Linked DNA regions of Homo sapiens: all the other regions are linked to region 1. A link is a contact called in ENCODE Hi-C or POLR2A ChIA-PET data. All regions are on one chromosome and are shown on one strand. Each heading gives the region's core, a stretch centred on a gene start or an enhancer-like site at or near the end of the contact. The rest is flanking DNA. Distances are from core to core; before and after follow the strand shown. Region 1 overlaps TCF7L2 (transcription factor 7 like 2). Region 2 overlaps HABP2 (hyaluronan binding protein 2). Region 3 overlaps VTI1A (vesicle transport through interaction with t-SNAREs 1A). Region 4 has its middle 15 kb from the start of LINC02935.

The links. Hi-C counts contacts between places; a loop is a spot of excess contacts on that map. ChIA-PET counts read pairs that join two places held with the same protein, here RNA polymerase II (POLR2A). Pooled maps may share reads with other maps.
Region 2: a loop to region 1 is called in a map of A673, with 2.2 times the contacts of the local background. The contact joins two enhancer-like sites. A Hi-C loop is called at or near these places in 6 of 168 maps with a recorded cell type or tissue (A673, CD8-positive, alpha-beta T cell, chondrocyte and 3 more), 2 of 37 single-sample maps with no recorded cell type and 18 of 50 pooled maps. POLR2A ChIA-PET finds 5 or more read pairs at or near these places in 1 of 52 experiments (A673).
Region 3: a loop to region 1 is called in a map of adrenal gland, with 3 times the contacts of the local background. The contact joins two enhancer-like sites. A Hi-C loop is called at or near these places in 65 of 168 maps with a recorded cell type or tissue (A673, CD14-positive monocyte, CD4-positive, alpha-beta T cell and 36 more), 17 of 37 single-sample maps with no recorded cell type and 47 of 50 pooled maps. POLR2A ChIA-PET finds 5 or more read pairs at or near these places in 1 of 52 experiments (IMR-90).
Region 4: a loop to region 1 is called in a map of endothelial cell of hepatic sinusoid, with 2.3 times the contacts of the local background. The contact joins two enhancer-like sites. A Hi-C loop is called at or near these places in 1 of 168 maps with a recorded cell type or tissue (endothelial cell of hepatic sinusoid). POLR2A ChIA-PET finds 5 or more read pairs at or near these places in 2 of 52 experiments (OCI-LY7 and RWPE1).

What each region holds. Positions count from the first base shown.
Region 1 is chr10:113,131,548-113,134,541 of GRCh38, reverse strand. The region is part of intron 5 of TCF7L2 (transcription factor 7 like 2); the gene reads right to left. Among named protein-coding and RNA genes, the nearest start is that of SNORA87, 88 kb to the right of the region's middle. Within about 2 kb of position 1,611, at least 2 of the 41 ENCODE cell types and tissues checked have a DNase peak (open chromatin) inside an H3K27ac peak, as active enhancers do.
Region 2 is chr10:113,562,215-113,565,208 of GRCh38, reverse strand. The region is part of intron 1 of HABP2 (hyaluronan binding protein 2); the gene reads right to left. Among named protein-coding and RNA genes, the nearest start is that of HABP2, 11 kb to the right of the region's middle. Within about 2 kb of position 1,593, at least 4 of the 41 ENCODE cell types and tissues checked have a DNase peak (open chromatin) inside an H3K27ac peak, as active enhancers do.
Region 3 is chr10:112,715,623-112,718,616 of GRCh38, reverse strand. All of the region lies in intron 7 of VTI1A (vesicle transport through interaction with t-SNAREs 1A), which reads right to left. Among named protein-coding and RNA genes, the nearest start is that of MIR4295, 83 kb to the right of the region's middle. Within about 2 kb of position 1,521, at least 4 of the 41 ENCODE cell types and tissues checked have a DNase peak (open chromatin) inside an H3K27ac peak, as active enhancers do.
Region 4 is chr10:112,874,597-112,877,590 of GRCh38, reverse strand. No RefSeq gene overlaps it. Among named protein-coding and RNA genes, the nearest start is that of LINC02935, 15 kb to the left of the region's middle. Within about 2 kb of position 1,564, at least 2 of the 41 ENCODE cell types and tissues checked have a DNase peak (open chromatin) inside an H3K27ac peak, as active enhancers do.

The DNA.
Region 1 (2,994 bases), core at 362-2,861:
AACTCAACTAGTCCTGTTTTTCCAGCCTGTGAGGGTGGTGAACAGTCAGTTAAGGTAACCCCCCTGTCCCCAACAGCCTATGACCCCAGCAGTTAGCAACTATTTCTGCTGGTGGGATGGCCACAGGAGACACAGCCAGTGCAACCTAGGCCTAGGCCTGCATGGACAGTCCCATCCCAACCCAGCAGGCCAACACTTGCTTTTGCATCCTGCAAACCTCTTATATATACACAGAATAAAAACAGCAGTCATGACTTCCTCCCGTGGCCCCAAATGGGTGGGCTTCCTCAGAGCATTTTACCCTGGCCCGTGCCCCTCTCCCCTCGCAGCTAGCCAGGACCCATGCATCACCGTGGCCGGGGTCTTCCTTAGTTGAATGTTGCTCCTTTCTGTCTAAGGCCTTGCTCCCAGCTAATGGTGGATTGTTTCCCTGGACAAGACTTCTATCGATAGCTACAGCACTGCCTGTTGGAAATAATAAATAAAAGACAGAAGGTTTCACAGGGTTCGAGTTTTACTTGGAGAAACAAGGTGGTAAGAGAAAAGAGATCTGCCTGTGAGATGCAGAAAAGCAAAGCCCACCCTGCCAGCCGCAGTACACAGCCTGCATCCTCTGGCCGGGCTGCTGCAGAACCTACCCCCGCAGGCTGCAGAGTTAGAGCGTCTCCAATCCCTGAGAGCCTCCTAGGAAGGGTGCTGCTTATTTGTATTGTAAATTATCAATAGCTGGCTTTTATTTCTCTCCCTCTCCCTCTCTGGAATCAAATCCATTTAGACAGCAAGAAGAGGAAGAGAGATGATTCTCCCTGCCGTCTGTGAAATTTTGCCGACTCATAGTTTCTCATGGATTCACACAGGCATTAAAATTCTTCTTGCTGGGAAATGACTGAACAGAGCAAGCAGGGAGAGGAGAAACGTGCAGTCAGTTTTCATCCAAATTCTCTCACACACATGCAAATACCTAGAACTAACTCGATCACTTCAAGTCCTTGGCCTTTCTTGGGGTGGCCCTTTCTATACTATAACCACCCAGCTGGTAACACACCAAACAGACTGCCAAACATGAAGGGTCTAGAGGACCAAGCTCAGCTCTTCTTAAAGACCTTTTCTCTATCCTCAAAAGGAGGATGGAAGGGCTGGGGGGTGAGAGGTGGTGGGTGGGCTGGAGGTGTTGGGATGGAGGAATAGAGGAACATTCGAACCTGGAAAATAAAGAAGGTGTTAAGATGGAGGAATAGAGGAACATTCGTACCTGGAAAATAAAGAAGGTGTTGAGATGGAGGAATAAAGGAACATTCGAACCTGGAAAATAAAGATGTGCACCAGCTGCTTGGCTTTGTGAAAACCGCAGCCAAGGGCCGACCCAGTAAAGCTGTGCATTCACAGGCTCTTGAACAATTACTTCCAGTTAAGTTCATTAAACATAATTTATTTCCCCTCATTCTCATTTATTTTGCAATTAAAAAGAAAACATCCCATTGTGCCTCCCCCAGCCAACCTTTAAAACACTTGCAAGCTTACATCTTAGCCCACCCGGTCCAGGCTCGCCCCTGATCAGCGAGTTTCCAGGGTTTTCTTCCTGCCTGCCTCTGCCTCCCTCCGGCAGCGTCACAAAATTCTCAACCTGGAGGTCAGTGAGGGAGTGCGACAGGCACAACGGGGCCCTCTGTCCTAATCCTCTGCCAGGTCTCAGGGATGAAGAACCAGCCACTTCACCCCTAAGTAATTTCCCAGGAATTTGCAACCTCCACCCTCCTGCCAAATATTTCTCTACTACTTGGGTATTAAATGATTAGCGTTAACATAATCAATCTTGTTAAGTGCCCGAGTTCACAGAGAATGTTTGGGAATTGGGTAAGAGAGTACAGCTGTTTCTAGGAGAGCAGATCTTCAAAATCGAGCCAGAAATAAATCGAACCTATCCCAAATGAAGAAATCCAAAAGCTCAAATTCAAAACAACTTTTAACAAATAATAATGATTTCCAGACCACCCCCTCGCCACCAAATACAACAACCCCAAATCTAGGGATTCCTAAATATAATGGAAAGGAAATCACCAATTTTGATTTAGAGTAAATTTTAAGAGCATAATGGTTATTACATCCTGGGGAATTAAAGAAAGAAGTAGTGAACAAAATCTGACACCAACTTTCTAATTTATTTACAAGGAACAGCTGCATAAAAAGGTCTTTTGTTTTTCTTGTATACCCTGTGCCTAACTTTCGAATCTCAGCCTGCATTTGAAAATCATGCCTACTCCATGGAGTCTGAGAAAAGCTCAAGAAACAGCTGTTTCCTTCACTGATCAGGTAAATCTTCTCCCTAGAAAAAGAGGAGGTAAGCCAAGAGGAAGAATAAATGTTTCCACTCATGTGGCTCAACAAACACAAATGCTCAAACCCTGTGATTCAGCAAAGACCGACAGAAAGGAAGACGAACACAAAGGCAGAACTGCATTGTTCCGTTCTATCCTGCCTTGTTAGTATCCCAAACATGGGCATCCTTTAATGGGCATCTACAGCCAGAATAAATAACACGCGTGAAAATGACACAGAGTCACCATGGGACAAGGAGGGCAAACACAATTGCTGCTCCCTCTGATCTCCAGCTGATGTGTTGCAAGTTTAAGGTAACGAGGGAGTGACCCAGGCAAAGTTGAATTTTTTCAAAAATCCTCAAATGTGTGCAGAACTACGTAATCTGGAGGGCATGTCAGGATTTCATCACATTCCAAAATATTGCAGAAGGAAAGAATTCTATTACACAGCTCAGCCAGGTCCCCAACAACCCCAAACCACAAAGGGGAGGTTTCCCTAAGAATACAAGGTTTCAGGCTCTGCTGCTTCCAGAAAATGCCGATGCAGCAGCCTGTTGTGACAATACAGAGATCATAATACCTGTATCACTGGAGTCGGGAATTTACGTTTTCAAAGGAACTCCCTTCTCCTAAGACATCAAGAATAGTGGTTTACTCTCATCAAAGCCAACAGGAC
Region 2 (2,994 bases), core at 344-2,843, 430 kb before region 1:
TTTCTTGAGAGTAAACAATGGTATTGTAGTTCTGTAGGAAAATGTACTTATTCTTAAGAGACGCTGGCTGGGCGTGGTGGCTCACGCCTGTAATCCCAGCACTTTGGGAGGCCGAGGTGGGTGGATCACAAGGTCAGGAGATCAAGACCATCCTGGCTAACAGTGAAACCCCGTCTCCACTAAAAGTACAAAAAATTAGCTGGATGTGGCAGCGGGGGCCTGTAGTCCTAGCTACTCGGGAGGCTGAGGCAGGAGAATGGGGTGAGCCCAGGAGGCAGAGCTTGCAGCGAGCCAAGATTGTGCCACTGCACTCCAGCCTGGGCTACAGAGCGAGACTCCATCTAAGAAAAAAACAAAAGAGAGAGATGCGTGGTGAGGTAGAGTGATGTCTACAATTTACTTGCAAATGATTCAGCAAACAAACAAACAAAACAACTATACACACAGGAGAATGAGAGACACAGCAACCATAACGACATGTTAACAATTGTGGCATCTATCTGGATGAAGAATATTCATTGCATTATTCTTCCCACTTTTCTGTAGGTTTAAAAAATTACAAAATAACATGTTGGTGAGGGGAAAGGAATGCAAAAAAAGGAAGAGAGGTCATTTGTTATCGGGGACTGTGCCTCTGTCTAATGACTTCCTGGCTAACCACCTCCCCCACACCCTGTTTCTGCAGGCAGTGAGATGGGACAGGTGTTCTGTTTGGGGCTGAGGGTGGGGGTTGGCAGTGGGGAGGCCTGGCAGAGGAAGGGCAGCTTAGGCCTTAGGGGTGCTCCTGGGCTTAGGGTGAAGGATTGCCAGAAATGGGTACCTCTGGGGTTGAGTGCCAGAGAGGTGCCATGAGGGGACCCTAATATGGTTTGGCTGTGTCCCTACCCAAATCTCATCTTGAATTGTAGCTCCCATAATTCCCATGTGTCATAGGAGGGACCATGTGGGAGGTAATTGAATCATGGGGGTGTGTTTTTCCTGTGCTGTTCTCATGATAGTGATTAAGTCTCAGGAGATCTGATGGTTTTATAATGCGCAGTTCCCCTGCATACACTGTTTTGCCTGCCACCATGTAAGACGTGTCTTTCACCTTCTGCCATGATTGTGAGGCCTCCCCAGCCATGTGGAACTGTGAGTCTATTAAACCTCTTTTTCTTTATAAATTACCCAGTCTTGGGTATGTCTTTATTAGCAGCATGAGAATGGACTAATACACTAAGACTTCAAGGACAAAGGTTACCCCTTCTTCAATCTCGCCCTCATCACCCCCAGTCATCTGGGCCTTGGTCCTGGTCTTTGCTCCCTGCCTTGCCTTTCTCAGGGCAGGGCCTGTCTGTCTAGACCTGTCTCCACCCAGTCCTTTGGAGATTCCCTACGAATTCTTCTCTTTGAGCCGAACAGGGTGGGCCATGTCCTAAGAAGTGGGCAGAAGACTTTGAGGGACATCCTTCCTCGGGGTCCAGCAAGGAAGGGCCCTCCAGGACCTGCACCTGGGCCAGCATTGCGCATCCTGGCTCCAGCTGGAGCCTGAGGGACAGCCGGGTGCCATGCTGCCTACAGCCAGCAGGTGGCAGACGTGCCCTTCCTAGGAGCTGGCGCTCGGAGGGAAACCAAACAAAAAGAAAGCCGAGACTTCCTGGGCTGGGCTCTCGGGGAGCCTGAAGCCGATGTGCAGCTTGGGCTGCCTGTCAGGGGGTCGCCGGAATCTGAAGCAAGTCACTCATTTTGTGACTCACAGTGTCCACCCACAGAGAGGGGCCGTGGTGCAATGTGGAAACTGGTAGTCCGAACACCTGGCTGGATATTTAGGGACCGTATGGGAAAGTCCAGGCTGATAGTCAATTACTTATGCCTATATCCGGATCCCTGAAACTAACCTGGATGATGGTAGGTGGGAAGGGTGGACACAGTATTTGCCTCCTTTCATTCCATCATTCCATTATCTCTTCTCCCAGAGACAAGAAAATGATAGAAGAACCCTTACTCCTGAGACTTGCACATTCAAAGAGAAAGATCGATGGAAGAGTAGGAGGAAGAGATAACTAGGGAGAAAACTGTTATCTCAGTTCACATTCCTTTAGAGCTGACAATGTGCCATCAACTGTGTTAAATATTTTACGGACATTTTGTCTTGTTTGTTGCACACAATACTTCATAATTTAGGTATTATGATTATATCCAATTTAGAGGTGACAAAACTGAGGTTTTCAGATATTAAGTTGTCTAAAATAACTTAACTAGGAAATGCTGGAGCCAGAACAGGAGACTGTCAGTCTCACATCAGAGTCCTTGCTCTTAGTCACCATTGTGAGGGACCAGGAAGCTGCCACGTGTACACAGTAATAAAGCAAGGATGGAGGAGAAAGAAACAGAAAAGCTCATTAACCTTGAGAGGCAGGTGTTGAGCTAGGTTCAAAATCAGGGGCACTGTTCTTGGAATGCTTTATAAAAAGGCTTATCTGTGGGCCGGGCGCAGTGGCTTACGCCTGTAATCCCAACACTTTGGGAGGCCGAGGTGGGCAGATCACTTGAGGCCAGGAGTTGGAGACCAGCTTGGCCAACATGGCAAAACCCCATCTCTACTAAAAATACAAAAATTAGCCAGGCGTGAGGGCAGGAGCCTGTAGTCCCAGCTACTCGGGTGGCTGAGGCACAAGAATCGCTTGAACCTGAGAAGTGGAGGCTGCAGTGAGCAGAGATCGTGCCACTGCACTCCAGCTTGGGTGAAAGAATGAGACTCTGTCTTAAAAAAAAAAAAAAAAAAAAAGCTTATCCAATCTGGCCTAGGCCTGGCAGGCCACAGAGAGGGCCTACTTGGCCCCAGTGACAGCTGGAGAAAGTACAAAAGTCAGATTGAGCCTTGGCCAGCCTACTGCGGTAAACACATCTTAACAAACATCTTCACTCAGATCAAAAGGCACGTAAGCCACTGCCCACTTCTCCCACCACATCCATTCCTAGTTTCAACAGGGCTAAAATAGCACATGGTCCCAG
Region 3 (2,994 bases), core at 272-2,771, 420 kb after region 1:
GATTATCCAAGGGGGAAAAAATCTTCCAATTCAGTGCTTATATATCCTATATTTTTGATAACAAATGTTTGAAGAACTCAACTTCTGTTTTCTACATATGTGTAAAAACAAGAATTAAAGTCTTCATTAAAGATAGCACACTTGAAGTAGTGCTTACTAAAAAATGTAAAATTTACATCATTTGTTTAAATCAGAAGATTTCTTACCACGAACATGCTAATGCTTCAGTTTGTAAAGTTCCTTGAGCCCAAAATCTGGGCCTTTCTTTCAGTTTCTCTTTTTTCACTCCCTGAAGCATTCAGTACTCCACTAAATGCCATTGACCAAACTTGTTATGAGAGTACCATCAATCTCCCAGGTGCAGAGCAAATAGAGATTTGAAATCATTCACTCCTGAGTCTCTAGTTTGCAGGGGTTAGATTCAAAGGGGCCTCTCCATGAAAGATCTGAGCAATATTTGGCTTTAACAATGGATGGAAGTGCAAATTCCTAGAAGATGGGGCAACAGGATACATCCTTATAAAATGTTGTCATCTTGATGGGGACAGTACACACTTGAGTGACTGACTCTCATTCAGACAACAGGAGTTTTGTGGTTTGTGTGTGTGCACTGAGGCCTTGGATTTTGCTGTGGGAAGGGAGCAAGGAAGGTTGTGGGCGACACCGTAATGAGTAAATTAATTTTTAGGTAACTTAAAGGATTATGTGAGTGGATGAAAATGTTCTTCGGGGATGTGACAGATTGTATTTTCCAAAACTGGTTGCAACAATATTTCCTGCCCCACTGGTCTTCGTCAACCTGCCACCCCTGCATCAAAGAGTGGGGTATGTGTCACATCCCATCCCCTTAAACCTCGGCAGGCCCTTGCGACTGTCTTGCTGAGTAGAATGAGGCACAGAATGTGGCACTGTGTGACTTATTAGATTGGGTAAGAAAAAGCCACACAGCTTCTGCCTCTTGCTTTTGTAGCTCTCACCTTAGGTGCCCTGGGCTGCCAAGTCTGAGGCTGCCATACCGTAAGATTGCCCAAACCAGCATATGCAGGGAGACCACATGGAAGGGCCTTTTGACTAATGACAGAAAGAGAAAGGTGCCCAGCCAGTCCCGAGCTACTCCAGGCTCCTGTCCCCCCTACATAGTTCCAGCTCTGATCTCTGTCTGAAGAAGGCTCATGAGAGACCCTGAGCCAGAACACCCAGCCAAGCAACCCCTGATTTTCCTAACCCGCCAAAATCCTGAGAGACTGCTGCTGAAGTCACTGCATTTCTAGGGTGGTTTGCTACTCAGCAACAGATAACCAGGAGAAGAGAAAAAGAGAACTGAATGGAGAGTCACATCATCAACAATAGAAAGGGCACATCATATTTGGAGCCAAGCCTTTCAGGCCATGACCTCTGGACATGTAAATAAATGTAATGGGCAAAGACGCCTTGTAAATCAACATGTAAGCTTCCAACTCAGTCATGACTCAGAGCTTCCAACTCTCAGCACTGAGCCAATGTCCCTTCGGTGGAATCTCTAGATTTTCCATACAGAGGAGCTTAGGGCAGCAGAGGTGCAACGGCACTTGTTACGAAGCTGCGTTTACATAGCAAGCACAGTCCTCTTACTCCAACTATGTTTGCTTGGGGTGGCCCTGGCAGCATTCATGGCAAGGGGCTCTTGGGGTGGTGGGGAACCTACAGCCCCTCTAAGGTACCACTGGCTCAAACCCTGGCTCCCGCCTTGTCTTTTTTCCTCAAGTAAAACGGAACAGTTTGTAGGGGTTGGGTATCCCTTATCCAATATGCTTGGGACCAGAAGTGTTTGAGTTTTTAATTTTTTTTGGATTTGGGAATATATGCAAAATAACACTCCAGTTGAATATCTCTAATCCAAAAATCAGAAATCCAAAGTGCTCCAGTGAGTATTCCTTTTGAGCATCATATTGGGGCTCAAAAACTTGGATTTTGGGGCATTTTGAATTTTGGATTTTCAGAGTAGGGATGGTCAATCTGTAGCTCCTGGGCACAACATATTGTTTTAAGGCCTCCATGTCCCTGTTCTCTCTTCATTGGCTAACACACACTTATTCTTCAAAGCTCAGGCCAGGTATCACCAACTCCAGGAACCCCAACTTAGCTAAGAACTCCTTGTGTACACATATGGGTATGTTATACTCAAATTTATAATAAAATTTGCTTAGTTATGTCTTCTCACTAGAGTATACATGTTGGGAGAGCGACATGGATTATTTATATTTTATCTTCACTACCTAAGGCCTGCCATGTCTCAACAGCATGTGTTCCATAAATGTTTGTAGAATAGAAATGAACATGCCAAGACATGTTGCCTTCAAAGGATGAACTGGTGACAGTGTCTCCATGCATTTCAAATATTCCTTGCTCTTCCCTGATCTCAACTGGAAATCTCTCTCTGTGCTGGAAACTCCCAGGAGAACACTTCGTCAGAAATTTTTTCATGGCCCTTTCCCTCACCTCGGATCCTCATCCTCCATGCCTTCTTCCTCAGATCCATCCCTTCTGTGCTGGACCATACTTACTTATGTTCCCACTAGATCCCCTTCTAGGGGTCCGCTCCCAGCTGGCAGGTCCCTGGGCTGATGCGCATCCCGAGTGCCAAGAACAGCACTCCATATGCTCAGAGTAGGTTTGGTAAAGCAGCGTGTCTTCCCAGTCTCAATACACTGACAAAGTAGTTACTGACTCCGAAATCTCTTCCCTGGGGTTAGCAACTGTGCCTACAACAAGTCTGCGAATACACCAGTCTTAGATATGTTCAACAGGTGATATCAAGGTGAACTAAAATGATTTCAGGATAACCTGCTGAAGGCCTCAGAAGCTGACTGCGCCCTTGAAGTAGGTCATCCCCAGGAACAGTTGCTTTTCATCCACTCAGCAGGTGTGTGTCATCAAATAAATATCATAAAATGTCTTCCAGCCAGGAACAACTATCTGGCAGGGAAAAGGAAGTACACAGGCTCACTGATTACA
Region 4 (2,994 bases), core at 315-2,814, 260 kb after region 1:
TGAAACCCCGTCTCTACTAAAATTACAAAAAAATTAGCCGGGTGTGGTGGTGCACACCTGTTGTCCCAGCTACTTGGAAGGCTGAGGTGGGAGAATCACTTGAACCCAAGAGACAGAGGTTGCAGTGAGCTGAGATCATGCCACTGTACTCCAGCCTGGGTGACAGAGCAAGACTCTGTCTCAAAAAAAAAAGGAGTAGAAGACTGAAACACTGAGGGGGGTGTTTCTTGGCCTGAGTCTTTCTCAGGATGAGGGATGCTATGGGTCACTTCCATTTTTGAGATTCTTTCTATGTTGAAAAATGAAGACATGTCAAGAGAGTACTAAAAATTCTTGTCTATTTTAACTCTTTATCTTCAACAAAGAAACACTCGAACACCCTTCCCCCAGCACAACCCAGGTAATTGTGCTATTCTCAGACAATTAGAGGATCTCTGAAGGACGTTATTACATATTGTCCAGGTGGGGTGGTCCAGTCATGGCCACAAATGAAAAGGGTAGAATGAACATTTTCTTCCACCTTGTCAGAAGCCTTTGTTGACTGTCTGTGGAGAGGAATTTGGAGAGAACACCAAAGTCTTGGACAGTGGCATTCTGCTCTATGTCAGCCCTCCTCCAGGTTTATCAGAGACCTGACGCGGGGTGAGAAACTGGACGAGTTCAGCAGTGGCTCCACAGGGTGGGAGACAGGGCTGCCATGTTGCTGAACTCCAGGGAGCACCATCCACATCAGAATCCCTGGGAGTGATACCCTGGAGTTTTGTAGGACGCAAAGCCTGTGTGCCCAGACATGGTGGTCCACGGAGAGTGGTGTGATGTCAGAAGAAACAGAGAAAACATCTAATCCCAGCAGATATACCTACTCCCAGAAAAACATAGCTCACCATTCATTGTCTTTGCTAAAGTCACCAAACGGCAATCTTTTTGGGGTTTAGTTCTTGTTAGTGTCAATTGACAGAATACAGGCTGGCCAGGATTCTCCACTAGTAAAGAGTCAACCAACAAGGCCGTAAAACAATTACTATAAGTTATGATTCTCAGGTAATTCATCACCATCAACATAGAAAACATTCTGTCCATTCAGAAGCATTTGCACAAAGACAGTGTGTACTTTGGAAGGAATTCCTAGAGCCCCTTAGTTTAAGCAAATCCAATAAGTGAAAAGTTGACTTTAGACAAAAAGGCTAATTCAGGGGAATTATTCACTTTGCAAAATAATGCTTCACTTTACAAAAATATTTCCCTGTGGTATTTCCTGCTACACAAAATCCTCGTTAGCATGTTTATAACATGAGACCATTTTGTAAAAATAGTGACGGCCCCACCACTTTGAGGGGGCACTCCTGTTATGGGGATGATGAGCATCAGGATTGGAAACTGCTTACAGACCAGGAACAGGACCCCAGTGTCATTAACAAGGACCCTGTGTCCCCTATCAGATCCATATTCCAGCAGCTCAAAGTGTTACTGGCTAAATCCTTCTGAGGCTCCTAGAGACAGCTGTGGGGCCGTGAAACCATGATGGATTTCATAAGAGGGAGGGAAATCCCGGCTCTGAGAAACACAGTGACTCACCCAAGGTCAACAGCAAGTCAGTGGGCAGGCCTGGGACCCTCCCTGCTCCTGGCAGCCCTGCCTAGTGTGCTGTGTATTTTTAAAAGCCCAGAGGTTCCTCCCTCCAGAAGTTCAATTCCCATCCCCTTGAGTGTGAGTTGGACTTTGTGACTTGCTTCTAACGAATAGAGAATGGAAAGGAAAATACAGTGAATTCTCAGTGGAGAAATCTCACAAATACCACCTTTGGTAAGCTTAATGTCAAAAGTTAACATCACCAGTAATATTGCAGGTTGGTGGCATGTGCCCCTGACATGATACAATGTGAATGGCATGACACCTCTTCCCAAACCTCATGACCTCAGTTGAGTTATGAGAAAACATGAGTCAACCCCAAATTGAGGAACATTCTACAAAACACCTGAGTGCTACTCTTCAAAAGCTCTCCAGGTCATGAAAGACAAGGAACGACTGTGAAACTGTCATAGACTGAAGGAGACTAATGAGACATGATGGCTAAGGCTAAATGCTATGTGGAATTCGGGATGGGCTCTTGGAATGGAAGAAGGACAGTAGTGGGAAAACTGGGGAAATCTAAATAAGTCTGTAGTTTGGCTAATAGTATTGTGGGAATGTTTTTGTTGTTGTTGTTTTGCTTTTTTGAGACAGGGTCTCACTCTATCATCCAGGCTGGAGTGCAGTGGCTCACTGCAATCTCCACCTCCCAGGCTCAGAGGATCCTCCCACCTCAGACTCCCGAGTAGCTGGGACTGCATGCGTGCACCACCACACCAGGGTGTCAATGATAATGTCTTCATTTTGACAAATGGATCATGGTTATGTAAGTAGTTAACGTTAGGGGAAGCTGGGTGAAGGGTATGAGAACCTTTCTGTACTACCTTTATAACTCTTTTGTAAATCTAAAATTATTTCCAGAAAAAAGATTTTGGTTTTGTTTATGAAGCCTAGAGGTAATTTAAATGCATGATCCTTCACTTGCTTTCCTTTTGGGAAGGTGGACCATCATTAGGGGTGCGGTACACATTTGGTCAGTCTGGCCAGCTCTGGCTTCTTCCAGGGAAAAAGCTACACCACATCCCCCAAATTCTGCAGAATGCCATACCACCTGTCCCATTTTCTGACATTAGCCCAGCTGCCTGTCAGAGTGTGACAATGCCCAGGAATGGGGATGGTGGGCCTGCAGAGCCAGGGAGGAAAATGAACACAGGCTATAAGGGGGCTCGTGTATAGGGGTCAGGGAGCTTCTCAGAATAATTTCCAGGCCTCAGGGAAACACATGATTCAAGAACATAAAGTTAATCAGTTTCCATCCACCAATCAAACTGATCAATATTATGCACACACAATGGCCAAAAGGAGAGAAGGGCACCCCAAGATGCCATGGTGGTGGTGGGAGGAATCAGTGTTTCTTGCCCATTC